2 separate regions of the Homo sapiens genome follow, and region 1 is linked to region 2. Evidence: read pairs that join two places in POLR2A ChIA-PET (ENCODE). Cell type or tissue: MCF 10A. All regions are shown on one strand. Links, peaks and the distances in the headings refer to the core of each region. The heading gives the core; the rest is flanking DNA.

Evidence for each region. Peaks named below come from ENCODE experiments on the same cell type or tissue, not always from the same donor. Only the 100,000 strongest peaks of a DNase experiment are listed, where the experiment ranks them.
Region 1: POLR2A ChIA-PET joins it to region 2 with 5 read pairs; 6 of 35 experiments call an interaction of 5 or more read pairs at or near these places.

What each region holds. Positions count from the first base shown.
Region 1 is chr2:171,876,823-171,882,209 of GRCh38, reverse strand. All of the region lies in intron 2 of SLC25A12 (solute carrier family 25 member 12), which reads left to right. Among named protein-coding and RNA genes, the nearest start is that of SLC25A12, 15 kb to the left of the region's middle. In MCF 10A, for the core only: no CTCF peak of the experiment used is centred there; no DNase peak of the experiment used is centred there.
Region 2 is chr2:171,821,118-171,826,504 of GRCh38, reverse strand. The region is part of intron 9 of SLC25A12 (solute carrier family 25 member 12); the gene reads left to right. Among named protein-coding and RNA genes, the nearest start is that of SLC25A12, 70 kb to the left of the region's middle. In MCF 10A, for the core only: no CTCF peak of the experiment used is centred there; a DNase peak (open chromatin) is centred at 2,174.

The sequences.
Region 1 (5,387 bases), core at 264-5,263, 56 kb before region 2:
GGGGGAAGGAAAGCTAGGCACATTAAAACCAAGAACTGTTTATGTATAGCATATAAGGGATTGGAAAACCTGGAAGCCTAGGGGTGACTCAGGGAGGCTGGGAGACAGAGATGGCAAGAGATTCTGTGCCTCCAAGTCAACACTGCTGTATTTGGTAGCTTTCTAGAACATTCCAGTGCAGCTGTCATACTATCTGCAAAAATACCTTAAGTGAAATGACAAAAAATAACCAAAATTAGGACCCCTGAAGAAGAAATGTATCCTCACCTCATTTTTTCTTCAGAAAAATTTTTTCTCTCAGTCTTCTTTCTAGTCTTTTTCTTATGGTGGTCTTCCTCTCCCCATCTTCTTTTCTGTCCTTACCCTACCCCTCCCATCCCATGGCTCATTATTTTCAGCAGATCTGTTCAACACAGATTGCTATTGATTGTCCTACAAAGAGCCAGGTACTGTGCAAGGTGCTAGAGGTATGAGGATGAATAAGGTATCCCTGTTTTTAAAGGACTCATAGCCTAGAGCTGCTTAAATTACACATCCCTACATTAATACTTTTTTAAAAAAATAGAACATTCTGTATAAAGCTGAAGGCTTGAAGTCCTTCCTGAGCTCTACCCCAAAAGCCAATACTTCTGAAGGCTTGAAGTCCTTCCTGAGCTCTACCCCAAAAGCCAATAATTCCCTGCCACCTAAGAGGTAACCACTGTTCTTGGTCGTGTTTCTTTCTGATCTTTCCCCATACATTTACACAGAAAATATGGGGTTTTGGCCGGGCGCGATGGCCTGTAATCCTAGCACTTTGGGAGGCCGAGGCGGCTGGATCACCTGAGGTTAGGAGTTCAAGACCAGCCTGGCCCACATGGTGAAACCCCATCTCTACTAAAATACAAAAATTAGCCAGGCATGATGGCGGATGCCTGTAATCTCAACTGCTCGGGAGGCTGAGATGGGAGAATCGCTTGAACCTGGGAGATGGTGGTTGCAGTGAGCTGAGATCACACCACTCCACTCCAGCCTGGGTGGCTGAGTGAGACTCCGTCTCAACAACAACAACAACAACAACAAAAAAAGAAAATATGGGGTTTTGTGGTTTTAAAAAACATAAATAATAATAGCTAATGCTTACTGTGTCACTGTTATGTATCAGGCACTATTTTAAGTATTTTATATAAATCATCATATTTAATCCTCAGAACAACTCTATAAGGTAGGAACGATTAGTATTCCCATTTTACAGATGAGGAAACTAAGCCCCAGAAAGGTTAAGTAGCTTGTTCAAGGATATACAGTAAACGGAGGAGCTTTGCTTTATATATTTTAATACAATTCGCCTTTTTTACTTAATATTATTTGGAGATACAGGTATGTTAGTGTGTAAAGAATTGTTTCATTATTTTTCTGTAGCCCTTTAAATAACTTTGTTATGAAAAATTTCAAACATATACAAATCTAGAGAAAATAGAATAATGATGGATACCATGGATGACTAGAGGGAGAAAGGAAGGAGGGGAACAGGGTGGAAAAACTATTGGGAACTATGCAAACTCTCTGGCTGATGGGATCATTTGTACCCCAAACCTCAGCATCACACAGTATTCCCTTGTAACAAACCCACACATGTACCCTCTTAATCTAAAATATGAATTGAGGCTCATGCCTGTAATCCCAGCACTTTCGAAGGCTGAGGTGGGTGGCTCACTTGAGGTCAGGAGTTCGAGGCCAGCCTGGCCAACATGGTAAAACCCCGCCTCTACTAAAAATACAAAAATTAGCGTGGTGGTGCATGCCTGTAATCCCAGCTACTAGGGAGACTGAGGCAGGAGAATCACTTGAACCTGGGAGGTGGAGGTTGCAGTGAGCCAAGGTCACGCCACTGCACTCCAGCCTGGGTGACAGAGGGAGACTCCATCTCAAAAAAATAAAATATGATTTGAAATTATTTTTTAAAAAGTTTGTTGTAATTCTAACTGAATTAATAAACTTTAAAATTCATACAAAAAAAGAGAAAATGGTATAATGAATCACCATATATCTGTCATTCCAGTGTCACCAATTATCATGGCTAACCTTGCTTCATCTGTATTACAGCCACAGTGGCTTATTTTGAAGCAGTTCTCAGACATCATCTTGCAGTATCCATAAATAGTTCAGTATGTAGCTCCTAAAGATAAACACTCTGAAAAACTAACCAAATCATAACACCATTATCACACCTAAAAAAAGTCTTATCATCAATTTCTTTTGAGTGTCGAAGTTCTCTGATTGTTTCATATATTTTTAAGTAGCTTTGTTAAAAAGCAGGATCCAAGCTAGATTCATACATTGCATTTGGTTGATCTGTTTCTTAGATCTTTTAATACTTTCTGCACCCTGCTATGTTAAAGGTCCTTATTTCTCTTTGGTAAAAATCTTGGTATTTAATCAAGGCTTATCAACATTAAGGCATTCCATCCCCCTAGGAGCAGCACCTTGATTGTCAAAGCGACATGATTTGCCCAAGCTTATACATATATATGCTTCTTGTATGTTCCCATGGTTACTTAGACTAAGAGACTAAAGTATTTATTTAAGGAATGATGCAAATTAATTATTCAACTTAATCTGCCTTGGGAAGCATTCTAGTTCCAGTTATTGGGTTCTTTGGGTCATTATTTTATTTCCAAGGTTTTTGGTTATTTTGAGTGGAAAATTGTTTTGGTAGATCTTCTTTATTATGGTAGCTTCAATTGATTTCATTGATTAATAAGGGTCTTTACCTCCCTGCTGTGTTAGAAATTGCATCATTCAGTAGCTGACAGTAGGGCTTACTATAGTGGACAGTGAAAATATATTAAAACAACAACAAAAATAAGCACATAGTATTCATGGAAGCAATCTGAGTTAGGAAGACAGAGCACTGAATAATATTTTTTTAGCAAAATCAGTAAAAGGTTTTGTTTCTAGTATATCCAAAATATGCAACTGAAAGTGCTAATCAAAATTAGATTTATACAACTGCTTTTCCCTAATGCTCATGTAGTTGATTTGAGTAACATTGGAAAAATTTTACATTACTAATTAAAATCCTTGTTTTTAAAAATTAATATGGCTTAATAAAGTTGTTAAAAAATCAAACTGGCCATATGTATTTAAAATAATTTTTTTCTTATAAAGTATTATTTATGATAGAATGCTCTTTTATTCTAATTGAACTAACATAATAAGGCAAATTACACATTGTACTGTTTAACAGGGTTTGTGTGTCAGATCTGCTGTGGTCTTTGCTCCTTATGTAGAGTGCTTGTGTAGTGAAAGGGCATGCATTCCTGACTAAATTTGGCTTCTGTTGGAAGTAAGAGCCATAATAGTGAAGGACAGTAAGAGAACTAGCTTCATATACTCAGTACTTGCCTTGGTACATATTGTCCTCTTTTATTGTTCAAATAATTCATTTTTCTATGTGGGAAATGCTCTATGAGATATCTGTAGTTACTAAACTTCATGATATTGTCATTTGAATTACTGAAATTGAAAGGATGTTAAGATCTGAAAATGTCAGTTCATCTCAGTTGGAACAAAGTAATGGAGGAACAGTTTGTTTTGACTCATATTACAGCCACATGTTGGTTAGACAGAGATAAAGCTGCCTAGACCAGTCAGGACCGATCTCGTGGTAAGCCCAGGAATACTGGAAGCCAACCCAGGGAAACTCTGGCTTGGAGAGAGATGAAAGGTTAGAACAATAATTTCTTCATGTTTGGGCAAAAGCAGAAGAATTCACTAAGCAAGGAGGGAAATAGAGATCCTATGCTTTTCTGTTTCTAAGCATTTTACAGTAACTATTTCAAGTTATATTTTACAATTTTGAAGTACTTTGGTGTTCAAGGTGTCATTTTTGCCTCACAATAGGACAGCAATTTTTCTGCAAACCCTTGTTAAAGAAGAGACTCCAAGAATCTGCATGTTTTGCCCAAAAATTCTTGAGTTAATGGCACAGGAGTTTAGAACCCAAGTTTTCTGACCCAGTTTTAGTGTCCGTCGTGCCATCATCTCTGAGCTACTTGACAGCAGGCACTATGTCTTGTTGATCTCTGCATCCCCAGTACCAGGCACCAGGCATAGTGCCTGGTACACAGTTTCAAAATGAATGCAAAATAACCTGAAAGATTTGATCTCAGCAGATTTTTGGCTTAAAAAGCAGTGTTTCTAGATATATTGCCTTAGTTTTGATGTGCATACTTCAAAAATCCTTAATCTTGATACACCATATAATTTTTTAAAAGTAACCAGTTTTCTAGTCACAACACATCAGAATTTTTCTTTATAGTCTCTGGAATATCTTTTAGAGATATAAAACATCAAAGGATCTGTTTATGAACTTAAACTATTTAAACAAGTAATTTGTATCATTTAGAGTGTTTGGGCTTTATGCTCATTCAAATCATTGAATTTTAAGTTAACCTTTTTTTCTTAGTGGAAATTTAGGGTTGTGTGTCAGTCTTTGTAATGTGTAGTTAATATAATAATATAGGTTGCATACATCCTTTTTTTTTTTTTTTTTCCTGGGATGGAGTCTTCTTCTGGTCGCCCAGGCTGGAGTGCAGTGAGTGGCACGATCTCGGCTTACTGCAACCTCCGCCTCCTGGGTTCAAGTGATTCTCCTGCCTCCGCCTCTCGAGTAGCTGGGATTGAAGGCACCCACCATCAGGCCTGGCTAATTTTTGTATTTTTAGTAGAGATGGGGTTTCGCTATGTTGGCCAGGCTGGTCTCAAACTCCTGAGCTCGTGATCCACCCGCCTCGGCCTCCCAAAGTGCTGGGATTACAGGTGTGAGCCACCGTGCCCAGCCGGTTGCATACATCCTAAAGGTCACTTAAGGTTAAATTTGGTAAATTGCAAAGGAGTTATTGCTATCCAGTTTATTCCAGTCAGTTGAAGCCTTGGTATGTTGATCTGTTGGCTTGGTAGGCAAAACATTTTTAAATGGCATGATCTTCTCATTTGGAGCTAGAGATAGTTCAGTGTAATTATGATACACATCTGTATGTGAAACCCTGCCATCTTTTATAGACAATAATTTTGATTAAATGTATGAGGATTCTAATCTCATGAGATCTATTTTATTTCTTAAGCTTTAGAATGTTAAGGCTTTCCTGAGCACATGCTAACTATACTCAATGTAAATTTAAATATTTCTGGAAATGTCAAAGCTGTATGTTCTTTTACATTTCAAATACTTGAGTTGGGCTTGGAAAAAGTTTAATCAAGAAAATGGACCAGCTATTTCAGATACATTTCAGATACTGTCAGCTACTTTATGTCAATGTCTTCCATGTGTCCTTGACTTCTTGCCCCAGAGGGATATACAACTGCTTAAGAGATATCTTTGAAATGGCAAATGATAAACTCTA
Region 2 (5,387 bases), core at 96-5,095:
CCCCGAGTAATTGGGATTACAGGCGTGCACCACCACAACTGGCTAATTTTTGTATTTTTAGTAGAGACAAGGTTTTGCCATGTTGGGCAGGCTGGTCTTGAACTCGTGACCTCAGGTGATCCACCTGCCTCGGCCTCCCAAAGTGCTGGGATTACAGGCATGAGCCACCACACCCAGCCTATAGAATATTTTTATGAGATAACTAGATTTATATTTGTGTTTTGTTTTTTGTTTTGTTCAGATAAGGAAAATAAGAGTTCAAACATACATGGGTTTGACCCCGTTCCCCTTAGAATTAGCATTCTTTTCATTTGCCTCGTCACATTTAAAGATTAGTGTTAGGTTTACTTTGTATCATTAAACTGATATTTATAGGGTTTCTAAAATTAAAAAACTTCCCTCAAATTAAATAAATCATTCACTGGGATTGTGCCTTACAGATTACAGCCAGGAAAAAAAAAGTAATTAGTGAAACCAGAAAGAAAACCCTGACTGTTAATTACATTTTTGATAAATATTACTTTTGGTTTTTATAAATGTTAAGAATGATTAAAACAGTAGCTTCTGAGTCCTATAAAATTAATACAATCCCATTTCTGATTTTACAAATACTATCTTGGTAAGAAAAAGAAAATCCATGAAATTACCTTGAAGAGTGGAATGGAACAGTTTTTAATAAATCTCGTTTTAAGTTGAAACTTCCACTTCTATAGCACTTAGGAAGTTTCAGTGGTAGCAGATGATCACATTGCTTTTGTGTGTGGGTAAGGGTTAGGAGGGCCAGTCATTGTCCTCCTGGTACTTTCCTGCTCTAATAGACATGGAACCTGTGTTCCTCATAATTCTCTAGGAGAGTGTGATGCCATACTAGGCAAGGCGACGTGGGGAGGGCATGGATAAAGAAGACAGGATACAGAGAGAGAGAGAGAGAGAGACAGTTACTAAATGTGCATGCTATAGAAAGAGGCTATGTCTGCTCTTTCTTCATTGCTGCCACATTGGTGAGTAGCCAGGGTTGGCTTGCTGTTATTGTTCACCTTCACCAAATGTGTTAATGAAACATCAAGATATGTTTAAGTGTAGTTCGCTTTGGGAAGACTTGGTTAGGAAACCTTTCTTCTACTTGAGCTCCATGGAATGATGATTCTGCCTGTGAAACTAATTAGAATTTACAGTTCTACTTTACATAAGGAACAAGAACATTTTGTAGTCAGGTTGAAGTAAATTGAAAATGGAAAAGAAACCATTATATCTGCATTTTGTATTAATACTTTAACTGTTTGCTTGATGTGTAATAAAGCTTCCTACAGATTAAAATATGTTGTAACTCATTGCAATTTAGCTTCTTTTGTATCAGAAAAACTCTTTTATCTGCTGCCATCAAAGTTTATTTCCAGGCTGGGTACAGTGGCTTATGCCTGTAATGCCAGCAATTTGGGAGCCTGAGGCAGGCAGATTGCTTGAGCCCAGAAGTTCCAGACCAGCCTGGGCAACATGGCAAAACCCCATCTCTACAAAAAAAAAATGCAAAAAATTAGCCAGGCGTGATGGCGTGTGCCTGTAGTCCTAGCTACTTGGGAGGCTGAGGAGGGAGAATCACCTGAGCCCAGGAAGTTGAGGTTGCAGTGAGCGTGACTGTGCTACTACACTCCAGCTTGGGCAACAGAGTGAGACTCTGTCTTAAAAAAAAAAAGAAAAAAGTTTATTTCCATTAGGAGGTCTCAGATCCTTTAAAAATAGATGGATTTATTTCAATTCAGTGATTTTAAAAAAATAAAATTTTATAAAATTATGTTTAATAAAAGGAAAGAATGTGAAAAATTTTTAATAAAATTAAGAGACATTGAAATATTTAAAGAGCTCTTACTGAATTTAATTTTATTTTTTGTAGCCTATACATCTGTGAAAATTTGCTCTTGAATTTTGAAAAATTGCATTTCAAAAGAAGATATTTTGCAGTGTTGCATGTGTCTATTGATATAGCTCTCCCTGGAGGTTTCCTTAATATTTGTAATTGGGGAATATTTCATTTAGCTTATTAAAAACATTGAATTTAAAAGTCTCAACTCATTTCTCCTCCTCAGTTTTTCTGCTGCTTACTTTTCTATTCACCCACCTCTCTTGCCCCTAGCAATTTTCCTAGAGGCCATATCTGAAGCTTGTTTTGCAATCTTTGGCACCCTGAGTCTGCATCCTTCACATTTCTTCATCCTTAGGAAAGTGATGTAATTTTGCTACTGCTGTGAATTCTTTTTAAGACAGATTCAAGATGATTTGCCTGTCTTCAGTGGCAGCGCTGATGCTTTTATGCTGGGATGGGTGGCCTCAAGGGTCTTTTCAGATATTTAGGAAATGGGCAGTGATAAAAACCACCATTTTCTTCTTCCCTGGGTCTCTGATTGGTATCCAGAGTGATGGGGAGTGCTTTCTCTGCCTTTCCTTAACCAGTGAGATAGTACAGGGATCTAGAATTTCTGGAGAGCTGGTAGAAGTCTTAGGTATTCTTACATTGTCCCCAAAGGAAGAACCTCAGAGTCTCAGGACAATTTTTTTTTTTTTTTGTGGAGACAGGGTCTCACTCTGTCAGCCAGGCACAATCACTGTTCACTGCAGTCCTGACCTCCCCGGCTCAGGTGATCCTTCCACCTCAGCCTCCTGAATAGCTGGGACTGTAGGCATACACCACCATGCTCAGCTAATTTGTTTTCAGTAGAGACAGGGTTAAGCCATGTTTCCCAGGCTGGTCTCAAACTCCTAAGCTTACATTAATCCACTGATCTTGGCCTCCCAAAGTGCTGGGATTACAGTGTGTGTGAGCCACTGCACTCAGCTAAAATGTTTGATGTTTCCTCTCACATAGAAGATAGTCTTTCTACTGAGGATTAGGTACAGAGAAATAAAAATTAAGGTCTTAAGTGTATATTTTCCTGTACATTATTATAGGAACAAAATCTGAGAAAATAGAACTCAACAGAAATAATAAATAATTATTAGAATTTTATAGAAACAGATTTGTGAAGGTTAAGGATTCAGATTAATGTCCACTAATGGCCATTGTGAAATCTGATCTTTACTGTCCTTGAGATTTGATACAAGTTTATTTGGGACTCAGTTTTCCCTTTAATAAAGTGAGTATCTTCATGTATTTCTGAGAAGCCTTCAAGCTCCTGCATTCTGTAGAATGGTATGTATCAATGGATTTTATTTTCAGAATTCTAAATTTATCCTCCTTTTTCCTTTGTAACATTTAAAATTTTATAAGGAATACAGGCTGGACTCAAGTAGAATAATATGAAAATATGCTTAAGTTCTTATAGCAACCAAAGTAATGGAATAAACTTTCTTCAATTTTCAGCCTTGAAAAAACATTCCTCAGTTAACATATTTCAGGTTTATGAGGCATTGTAAGGCAGCCATATAGACTACAATCCTAGTGACTCAGTTTTTAACATTCTTTAGTTCACAGAATTTCAGTAATGCTAACCTTAACTATTCCCATGTTACTTCCAGAAGATATCTTGATTTGATTCTCTTGTAATTTTTCCTATATTGCCAAATTAGAAGTACATAATTACTTACATTTATTATGCAGAGTATTCCCTTATATGAATCTATTAGAAACCTAAATATAAAATAGGAAGAAGGATATATGTCTTGTTATCTCACCTTATGAAAGTTGTTATGAAAACACTTGTTTATGATGGAGAATCTGTGAGTCCAGAACTAGAAGTTATGAGGGAGAGAGTAGTTAAGAGCCTGGCCACTGATTATGTAACATCCTCTCATTCTGTTTCCTCATTTATTAAATAGGGACAGTATGCCAGGCACAGTGGCTTGTGCCTGTAATTCCAGCACTTTGAGAGGCCAAGGCGGGCAGGTTGTTTTGAGCCCAGGAGTTTGAGACCAGCCTGGGCAATATGATGAAACCCTGTCTCTAAAAAAACATACAAAAAATTAGCCAGGCATGGTAGTATGCACCTGTAGTCTCAGCTATTTGGGAGACAGAGGTGGGAGGATTGCTTGAGCCCAGGAATTTGAGGCTGCAGTCAGCTGTGATCACACTACTGCACTCCAGCCTGAGTGACAGAGTGAGACCCTGTCTCAAATAAATAAATAAATAGGGATAGCAGTATGCATCTTTATAGGATTGTTATGGGAATTACATGAGTAATAATACACTTACATTAAGCCTGACACCTGCTAAGCATGCAATAAATGTTAACTGCTATTATTGTGCTTATTACTGTTATCAAATATGAGAAGCCCATATAAGCAAACTCCAAGATGGGCTGAAACATATATGTGACACAACTGCTTAATCTACCCTCATCTACTTCCATTAGGTAGAAGGGGATGGGAAGTGAGGAAAAAGTATTAATATATCTTTGTATTTTTTAAGTGCCTGAAATGTTTTATATTTTAATTTTTTGATGCTGGCTGAAATTTTACCAGGCCTGTTTTTAAAAATTTTTAATTAATGATGGATATTCAACAAGGAAAAAAAATCACTACCCCATACCATACACAAAAGTCTTTTCCTGTTCCTAAATGTGAAAGATTAAAGAGGATAACACAAGATATTCTATTTATGATCTGGAGATAGGCAGAGATTTTGTGAATAGTACAGAACACCAGTCATAAAGAAAAAGATTAATAAGTTAAACTTCATTAGATTTAAGAACTTTTATCAAAATATACCACTAAGAGTGTGAAAAGACAAGTTACACAATAGGCAGAGATATTTGCAATAATTTAAATAATAGAGGATCTGTATCCAGAATATATAGTATAATAAACTTGTGCAAATTTATAAGCAAAAGGCAGGCAATGCAATAGAAAAATTGGCTAAATACCTGAACAGAAACCTCACAAAAGAGGATATCCAAATGGTAAGGAAAAATAATAGAAAAGTTTAATATCATTAGTACAAGAAAACACACATTAAAACTGCAATGGGATGCTATTTTATACTATCCAGATTGATCAAAATTATACTCTGACAATGGCAAGTGTTGTTCAAGAGGTGAAGGAATGGAAATTGCTAGCATCACAACTTTGGCAACTATTTGTCAGTACCACTGCAGTTGAAGAAACACATACCCCGTGACCTGTTGGTTCCTCTCCTGGGTGTAGTCCCTAACAAAAATGTTTACACATGTGTGTTAAGAGATATGTACAAGAAAGTTTAGGCCGGGTGTGGTGGCTCACACCTGTAATCCCAGCACTTTGGGAAGCTGAGGTGGGTGGATCACTTGAGGTCAGGAGTCTAACATGATGAATCCCCATCTCTACAAAAAATACAAAAAATTTAGCCAGGCATAGTGGTGCACACCTATAGTCCCAGCTGCTCGGGAGGCTGAGGCACGAGAATTGCTTGAACCCAGGAG